Linked DNA regions of Homo sapiens: region 2 is linked to region 1. The links are chromatin loops, found by intact Hi-C in ENCODE. Cell type or tissue: GM12878. All regions are shown on one strand. Links, peaks and the distances in the headings refer to the core of each region. The heading gives the core; the rest is flanking DNA. Region 1 overlaps SLAMF6 (SLAM family member 6). Region 2 has its middle 53 kb from the start of VANGL2.

What was found. A loop is a pair of places that touch in the nucleus more often than their neighbours do. Peaks named below come from ENCODE experiments on the same cell type or tissue, not always from the same donor. Only the 100,000 strongest peaks of a DNase experiment are listed, where the experiment ranks them.
Region 2: it touches region 1 in a loop (2.2-fold over the local background); 5 of 110 quality-filtered maps call a loop at or near these places.

Annotation. Positions count from the first base shown.
Region 1 is chr1:160,517,723-160,522,125 of GRCh38, forward strand. The region is part of intron 1 of SLAMF6 (SLAM family member 6); the gene reads right to left. Among named protein-coding and RNA genes, the nearest start is that of SLAMF6, 3.3 kb to the right of the region's middle. In GM12878, for the core only: no CTCF peak of the experiment used is centred there; DNase peaks (open chromatin) are centred at 2,449 and 3,458; H3K4me3 peaks cover 2,940 bases; H3K27ac peaks cover 2,956 bases.
Region 2 is chr1:160,451,536-160,455,938 of GRCh38, forward strand. No RefSeq gene overlaps it. Among named protein-coding and RNA genes, the nearest start is that of VANGL2, 53 kb to the left of the region's middle. RefSeq lists an enhancer at 1,858-1,907. In GM12878, for the core only: no CTCF peak of the experiment used is centred there; DNase peaks (open chromatin) are centred at 476, 2,076 and 2,910; H3K4me3 peaks cover 462 bases; H3K27ac peaks cover 3,488 bases.

The sequences.
Region 1 (4,403 bases), core at 162-4,161:
AGCCATTATCCTCAGCAAACTCATACAAGAACAGAAAACCAAACACTGCATGTTCTCACTTGTAAGTGGGAGCTGAACAGTGAGAACACATGGACACAGGGAGGGAAACAACATGCACTGGGGCCTCTTGGGGAGTGGGGTTGGGGGAGGGAGAGCATTAAGAAAAATAGATAATGCATGCTGGGCTTAATACCTAGGTGATGCGTTGGTAGGTGCAGCAAACCACCAGGGCACAGGTTTACCTATGTAACAAACCTGCACATACTGCACATGTACCCAGAACTAAAAATAAAAATTAAAAGAAAGAAATGTATTAATTAGTTCCCCCAACAAATATTTTCTGAATATCTGTAACTATGAATTCCATTAAACTTACTCTTCAGGTGTTAAAAAAAAAAAGAAGACATTTATGTGGCCAAGAAACATGGAAAAAAGCTCAACATCACTGGTCATTAGAGAAATGCACATCAAAACCACAATGGGATACCATCTCACACAGGTCAGAATGGCAATTATTTAGAAGTCAAGAAAAAACAGATGCTGGCAAGGCTGTGGAGAAATAGAAACTCTTTTACACTGTTGGTGGGAATGTAAATTAGTTCAACTATTCTGGAAGACAATGCGGGGACTCCTCAAAGACCTAGAGGCAGAAAGACAATTTGACCCAGCAATCCCATTACTGGGTATATACCCAAAAGAATATAAATCATTGTTATAAAGATATGTGTATGTGCATGTTCATTGCACGTGTATCTTCATTGCAGCACTATTCATAATAGCAAAGACATGAAATCAACCCAAATGCCCATCAATGATAGACCGGATAAAGAAAATGTGGTACGTATACACCACGGAATACTATGCAGCCATAAAAAGGAATGAAATCATGTCCTTTGCAGGGACATGGATGAAGCCAGAAGCCATTATTCTCAGCAAACTAATGCAGGAACAGAAAGCCAAACACCGCATGTTCTTTAAGTGGGAGCTGAACAATGAGAACACATGGACACAAGAAGGGGAATGACACACACTGGGGCCTGTCGGGGGTGGGGCAGGGGGGAGAGAGAGCATCAGGAAAAATAGCTAATGTATGCAGGGCTTAATACTTAGGTGAGGTTGATAGGTGCAGCAAACCACCAGGGCACATGTTTACCTATGTAACAAACTTGCATATCCTGCACGTGTATCCTGGAACTTAAAATAAAATGATAAAAAAGAAAAAAGATAAAAATAGGTAAATTGTGCTTCATCAAAATTAAAGACTTTTGTGCATCAAAGAACATTATTAAGAAAGTGAAAAGACAACCTACAGAATGGGAGAAAATATTTTCAGGTCATGTATTAAAGGTCTGGTTCCAAGAATGTATAAACAACTCTTATAACTCAATAGCAAAAAGACAAATAATTCAACTAAAATGGGCAAAGGACTTGAATAGACATTTCTCCAAAGAGGATATACAAATGGCCAATAAACACTTAAAAAGATACTCAAAATCATTTGTCATTGGGAAAATGTAAATCAAAACCACAATAATATACCACTTCACACCTATTAGGATGGTGATAATAATCTTTTTAAAAAGGAAAAAAACAAGTGTTGATGAGGATGTGGAGAAATTATAACTCTTGTACACAGCTAGTGGAAATGTAAAATGGTACAGCCATTGTGGAAAACAGTTTGGCAATTTCCCAAAAAGTTAAGCATAGAATTATATGATCTGACAAATCCATTCCTAGGTATATACCCAGATAAAAACAGGTAGTCAAATACTTGTACACATAGCAGCACTATTCGCAAGAGCCAAAAGGCAAAAACAACCCAGGTGTCCACTGATAGATAAATGGATAAATAAAATGTAGTATATACAGAATACAAAATACTATTCAGCCAAAAAGGAATGAAGTACTGATACATGGTTCAGCATAGGTGAACCTGGAAAACATGATGCTAAGTGAAAGAAGTCAGACACGAAAGGTCATATATTGTGTGATTTCATTTATATGAAATTATCCAGAATAGGTAAACCCACAGAGACAGAAAGCAGATCGGTATTTGCCAGGGGCTGGGGGGGAGGGGAGAATGGGAAATGACTGCTTAGTGGGTACAGGGTTTCCTTTTGGGGTGATGAAAATGTTTTAGAATAATAGAAGTGGTGGTTTCACAAAATGTACAAAATGTCACTTTAAAATTATTACATCCTGTTACAAGAATTTCACCTTAATAAAAAATGTCTGAGTGTGAACAGAGAAACAATCAAAGCTGAATCTGGGTTAAGGGACCAAAAACAGAGGCATGAACACCTGGAGGTCACATTGGAGATTGCAGATTCTGAGAGGTGGAAAAACACGTGTCTGAGGATAATGAAAAAATATAAAACAGCTCTCTGCCTGTTGAGCACAATAAACATTTGAAAGATGTGGACGGTTGGTAAAAAGTAGATAACACTGCTCGGGGGCCATCAGGTCACAATCTCTTCACAGAAGAGCATTGCACATTTTGACTCAACCTCAGAATCAGCCCTCATGTGTTTGCTTTACTTACATTTCCAACCACTGCTCTCTCCTGGACCTCAGAATACCTATATCTGCTTCCTGCAAACACACTCAAAGTTAGTTTCTATTTCTTCCTCCCTACAATCCCAGTATGACTGAAGTCCATTGGAATTTAGAACCTTGCTGCTTAGTGTGGTCCATGGACAGGCAGCATTGGTGTCACCTGGGAGCCTCTTAGAAATGCAGAATCTCAGTCCCTATTCCCCAATCAGCATTTTAATAAGATTCCCCCAAGTAATTTATATGCACATTTAAGTTTGACAAATTTCCAACTTTCCATCTATAAAAATCAAAATGAAGAAACAAACGAGATTTATTTTCTCTAGGAAGTCATGATGCTTGATTTTATTTACAATTATTGTTTTGTTCTGTTAGTTTTGCCACCCAGGGCTTGAGTTAAAGGAAATGGGATTATTTTTCAATATGGTTTGTCTTTTCCACTAAATTTTCTAAAAGGAGTCAGGATAGTGCCCAACCCACTTCAAAGAATGTAGGCTGGCATGAGTCATTGTTTTTCATGGTTGTTTCAAAGATTAATTTCATTTGCCCCACATTTTTGCAACAGTGGTCTTCTTTCCCTTCCTAAATCACTCCAGGCTCTTTCCTGCATCACGGCTTTTCACACATGATTCCCTCTGCCCTAAAATCTTCTTCATTTGACTTTTCCTGTTTAACTTTTCACACCCTTTAAATATCAGATGAGATGTTACTTTTCCAGGAAGTCCTTTCTTCATCACTCCGTCCAAAGCAGGTCCCCGTGTTTTTCTCTATGAAGGTGCCCTGCTTATTTTTTTTGCTGGCCTCACATTTTCTAATTATGTACACATTTGTGTGAATGTATGACTGTGTGTAAGCTAAGTAGCATAGTGAAGTGGCTATGAGCACAGACTCCGGAGCCAAGCTTCCTGATTTCCAATTCTAGCAGCCACTTCTCTCCTCCTGGGTCTCAGAACACCTGCATCTGCCTCCTGTAAACTCATTCAAATGTGTTTCTCTTTCTATACCCATTTCCCCCATAAATGTGGGGCAGTGAGCAAGTTACTTTAGTGTTCTGTGCCTTCTTTCCCCATCTGTGAAGTGGAGATTGGAGCACTGTATATTTCATAGGGTCATTATAAGAAGTATTCATGGAAATAGGGAGAAGAAGAGGAGTTTTAACACAAGGACATTCAGAATATTTTATTCTAGAGGTGGAAATAATTTTGCAGGGTGGTAAAAATGAAGCAAAAACTCAAGATTCTGCTCCTAGATCAGGAAGTGGCTCTTGAATGAAGGAAAGAATTCTCTCTCTTTCTGCATTTTATATATATTTCCCAAAGTTCTGTTCTCATTCCAGTTTTCTCCTCAGCTTAACATATCTCTATGCCATTGATTTTTAAGTCTCTAGCCTCAGCTCTACCCCTAGTCCTAAGTTCCCAGGATCCTCCACGTAACTTCCTCATGTATAGCACACTGACATCCTAAAATCAGTAGGTCCAAAATTGAACTCACCTTCCTCCTGTGGCTGCTCTCCACCTTCCAATTTTGTCACTTTCTTTGGCTATCCTGTCTGAAATTTCACTGCCGTCTTTACCATATTTCATCTCTCCCTTTCCTTCTTGATTTATTTCTTCCTACCCAATACACTATTTTACTTGTTTATCTTTTTTTACAGTTTGTCTCCTGCTAAAATGTTAACTCCATGAGGGCAGGAATTTTTGCTTGCTTTGTTCATGATGTATTCATGCAAACTAGAAGAGTGCCAAGCATTCAGTAGGTGCTCAATGAATATTTATTCCTTTCTCATTCCAATTACCAATTACTCTACTTAACTCCATATTGATGGGATCTCTTGCTTCAGTCTCTTCTTT
Region 2 (4,403 bases), core at 322-4,321, 66 kb before region 1:
GAGCTACACTATCTCTTTCACTTCTAAAATTCAAATGAGACTCTGTCACCATCTTTCTGTGTGACTATATGTATCTAAATATCTTTTTGGTTTTCCTTTCCATAGCTCCAGTTTCTCTTACAGAGACTATTTAGAGTGAGTACTAAGTAAATATTTGATTTCTTCCTGCTTTGGGTAGAACAGCGCTGATGTATCTAAGGAGGAAATGGAAAAGAGGACTCTTAGTTGATGAGAGTTGATGAGAAGTTTATGAGAAAGGGCGAAGAGCCACCCAGTCTGCCCCTGGGGTCACTTTGAAGCTTAAAACAATACGTCTTCTTTGAACCTGTTTCCTCCACTAGCAAATGAGGATATCAATAGCTACCTCACTTTATAAACTTGTTGGGAAGATCACATCAGATATTATACCTGTAAATAATAAAGTATCTTTTAAATGGAAACAACTGTATAGGCATTCACTAGGCATCCACTCTGCCACATCTTATTTGCATAGCTTCTTAAGGTTTCAAAGACCTTTCACACACATCTCACTTGACTCTTACAACCTACCTACTAAGGAGGCAAAAATGACAAGGAATAGTTGTGTTTGTCCAGGGGCACACAATCAGAATTTTAGAACAGATATTACCAGCTGTCTCGTTTACCTTTCCTAATCCTCATTGTACAAATTAAAAAGCTCAGGTTCAGAGAAGTTAGAAGACTTGGCCAGGATCACACACAAGTACACTATCAGGGAACATGCCTTCTTGCATCTACTCCAGTATTCCTCCCATGATACCATGTTGTCTCTAAAGAAGTTCTGGACTGTGAAATGCTTGAGGACTGGGATCATAAATCCAGCCTTGGTAATTTTGTTTCCAGATTGTAATTTTCCAGGCACCTAGCATATTTGCTATCCTTGCATTTCTTTCTTTCTTTCTTTCTTTTTTTTTTTGAGACAGAGTCTCGCTCTGTCGCCTAGGCTGGAGTGCAGTGGCCCGATCTCAGCTCACTGCAACCTCCGCCTCCCGGGTTCAAGCGATTCTCCTGCTTTGGCCTCCTGAGTAGCTGGGATTACGGGGGCATACCACCACACCCGGCTAATTTTTGTATTTTTAGTAGAGACGGGTTTTCACCATGTTGGCCAGGCTGGTCTCAAACTCCTGACCTCAGGTGATCCACCCGCCTCGGCCTCCCAAAGTGCTGGGATGACAGGCATTAGCCACCGCGTCCGGCCTGTCCTTGCATTTCTTGGTGGTTTACAGGATTATGACTTCTCCTTCTGTCTTTTCACTCACCCAATGTAATACACAAGGATCAATCATGCAAGTTATTATCAACTTAGTAAAAAGTGAGTAAATTTGCTGAATAAGATATGTTTTTTTGAGACAGCATCTCACTCTATCGCCCAGGGTGGAGTGCAGTGGTGTGATCTTGGCTGACTGCAACCTCTGCCTCCCAGGTTCAAGCGATTCTCATGCCTCAGCCTCCCGAGTAGCTGGGACTACAGGCATGCGCCACCATGCCTGGCTAATTTTTGTGTTTTTAGTAGAAATGGGGTTTCACCATGTTGGCCAGGCTGGTCTCGAACTCCTGACCTCAAGTTATCCACCCACCTCGGCCTCCCAAAGTGCTGGGATTACAGGCGTAAGCCACCATGCCGGGCCAGAATAAGATATTATATACCAAAATGTAAATAATCTTAGTTTTAGTGATTTTGGTCTACTTTACCGATAGGGCCTCTTGACACGGTTGATATCAAAGTGCTGCCTTGAACGGTTTTATGCGGTCCCTTGGACTTTCCCATTGATGTCTCCTAACTTTTTACTCTGTTGCTCTTTGTCCTTTACCCAGAACATGCTCCATAGCCATCCACCAGTGCCAGCCCATCTTTGAATGCTGTACTCAATTCCCTTGGCCTTTGCTTCTGCTTTAAAGCTGGCAGGCTTCTTTTACTTATATCAGCTTTCTGTTTGAACCTCAAATGCTCAAAAATAATTCCTTTTAAACATTTCCTGCCACCTTTCTTGGATACTAATGTAGTTCTCAGAGTGTATGGGGGATTACTCATATAAAGCCTCAGTGCTTCAAAGTGAGGAATAACTGTGTAATAAATAGATCTGGCCGAGGATGAAATGAGTGTTAAACAAGACAGTCGCTGATATCACCGGACGTTGTCTAGCTAGGCTGGGTAACTACCCATCAGACGTGTTACAGAGGCATTTAAACAGGTGATGGGAGTTTAAGGTGGCCTTAAGAGCTTTCCGACACTAAAAATGTCGTGATTCTGTGTTAGCAAATTTACTAGCAGATTGACTGCTCTTCTACTTTTATGAGTCTCCTAAACTGAAAATGGGCATGAGGGATCTTTTTGGGATGGTGAAATGTTCTAATATTAGACTGTGGTGATGGTTGTCCAACTGGATACATTTACTAAATATCGTTGAACTGAATACTTCACACCAATGATTTCATGGTATGGGAATTATGCCTCAATAAATCTGTTTTTAGAAAGTCTCTTAAGACTATAACTGCCATATTTTGAAAACAATGTATTTATTTTAAAACATACATTATATAGGTTTAAAGTGTATGCTAATAATTTATACACTTTTAAGAGGCTAGATATTCAAATAAGAAGTTAAATTTAATACCTGGAAAATTATCTAGAATATATTAAAATGATGCACACTTAAACATGGATGTAAATCACTACCAAAGCTGTTGCCCTATTTTAAAAAATTATTTAGTTAGTTTTAAATTTACATACAGTAAAACTTATTCTTTGTGGTATATAGTTTCATGGATTTTTGCAAATGCATATAGTCCTGTGACCACCCTCACAATCAAGATGCAGAACAGTTTCATCACCCTCAAAAATTCCCTTGTGCTACCAATTTGTAGTCATCCTCTCTCCCCACCTGCAACTCTGGCAACCACTGATGACTTCTCCGTCATTATAGTTTTGCCTTTTCAATGACATTATACAATATATACAGTTTGAAGAGAGATTTTCAAACTTAAAATTTATTCATTTTAATAGTTGAATTATGAAAATAATGGTTATTTTGGGGTTGGAGGGATTTCCCTGCTGGTAACTAGTCAGATGAAGAAGAGTGAGGTAGACGGAGGCAGTATAAGACTAGCCTGAATTCAGTCACACTTGTAGAATCACAGGTGGTTAGACTTGGAAGGGTTTTTGGAGTCATTTAGCTAACATCCCAATATGAAGAAACTGAGGTCCAGAGGGAAGAATGAGTCTCAAACTTGCGCAACTGTGTGGAGCTGGCCTAGCCCTCAATTTCCCAATAGTCAACTTCAGTATGCTTTCAACTACTATACGCCCTGATTCGTACTATCAGTTTTGCCTGACTCTGAGTTCTAGCACAAATTCTTCCCCTTTGAAATTCCTCTGCCACATCCCTGATTGCTGATGATCAAAACAATACTTGATATTTATCACTAGCACTGGAAAAAAGGACAATTTCTGAACTATCATCTCATTAAGTTATGATTCCTGACTCTTTGCATCATGAAACCATAACTCATTCACGACTCTTAACTCATCATTACTGGATGGGTGTTCATTCTGTTATAGGCAAAATGCCCAAGAGAAAATATACAATCCAGAATTAAGTCATTTTGAAAGGCAAGAACTGGAAAGACCATTAGAAATAACTTGAGGTGGTTTTTAGGCATCCTTAGGCATCTCCAAAGTTCCCACTGGGAGCACCTCAGGAGAGGGGTAAGGAAAAGGCTCAGTGGTAGCTGTGCCACCTCCTCTGATAAAACCATTTGTGATCACTTTCATTCTTCCTGAAAGGCTTCCTGTAACATTTCTTACAGCGCTGATATGCTTGTGGTGAATTCTTTCAGCTTCTGTATGTCTACAAAAGTCTTTATTTTACCTTTTTTTTTAAGGTTATTTTCACTGAGTATAGGATTTTATGTTGACAGGTGTGTGTGTGTGTGTGTGTGTTTCCCTCCTTGCTTTTAAGATGTTGCTCCAGTGTCTTCTGGCTTGCATTGAGAAGTCTCTTTTTTTTTTTTTTTCCCCCAAGACTGAGTTTCGCTCTTGTCGCCCAGGCTGGAGTGCAATGGCCTGATCTCAGCTCACTGCAACCTCCCCCTCCCAGGCTCAAGTGATTCTCCAGCCTAATCCTCCCTAGTAGCTGACATTACAAGTGCCCCCCACCATGCCCGGCTAATTTTTGTATTTTTAGTAGAGATGGAGTTTCGCCATGTTGGCCAGGCTGGCCTTGAACTCCTGACCTCAGGTGATCCACCCACCTTGGCCTTCCAAAGTGCTGGGATTACAGGCGTGAGCCACCGCGCCCAGCCAAGAAGTCTGCTTTCATTTTTACCTTTCTTCCTTTGTACATATTGTGTCTTTTTTCTCTGTCTGCTTTTAAATTTTTGTTTTT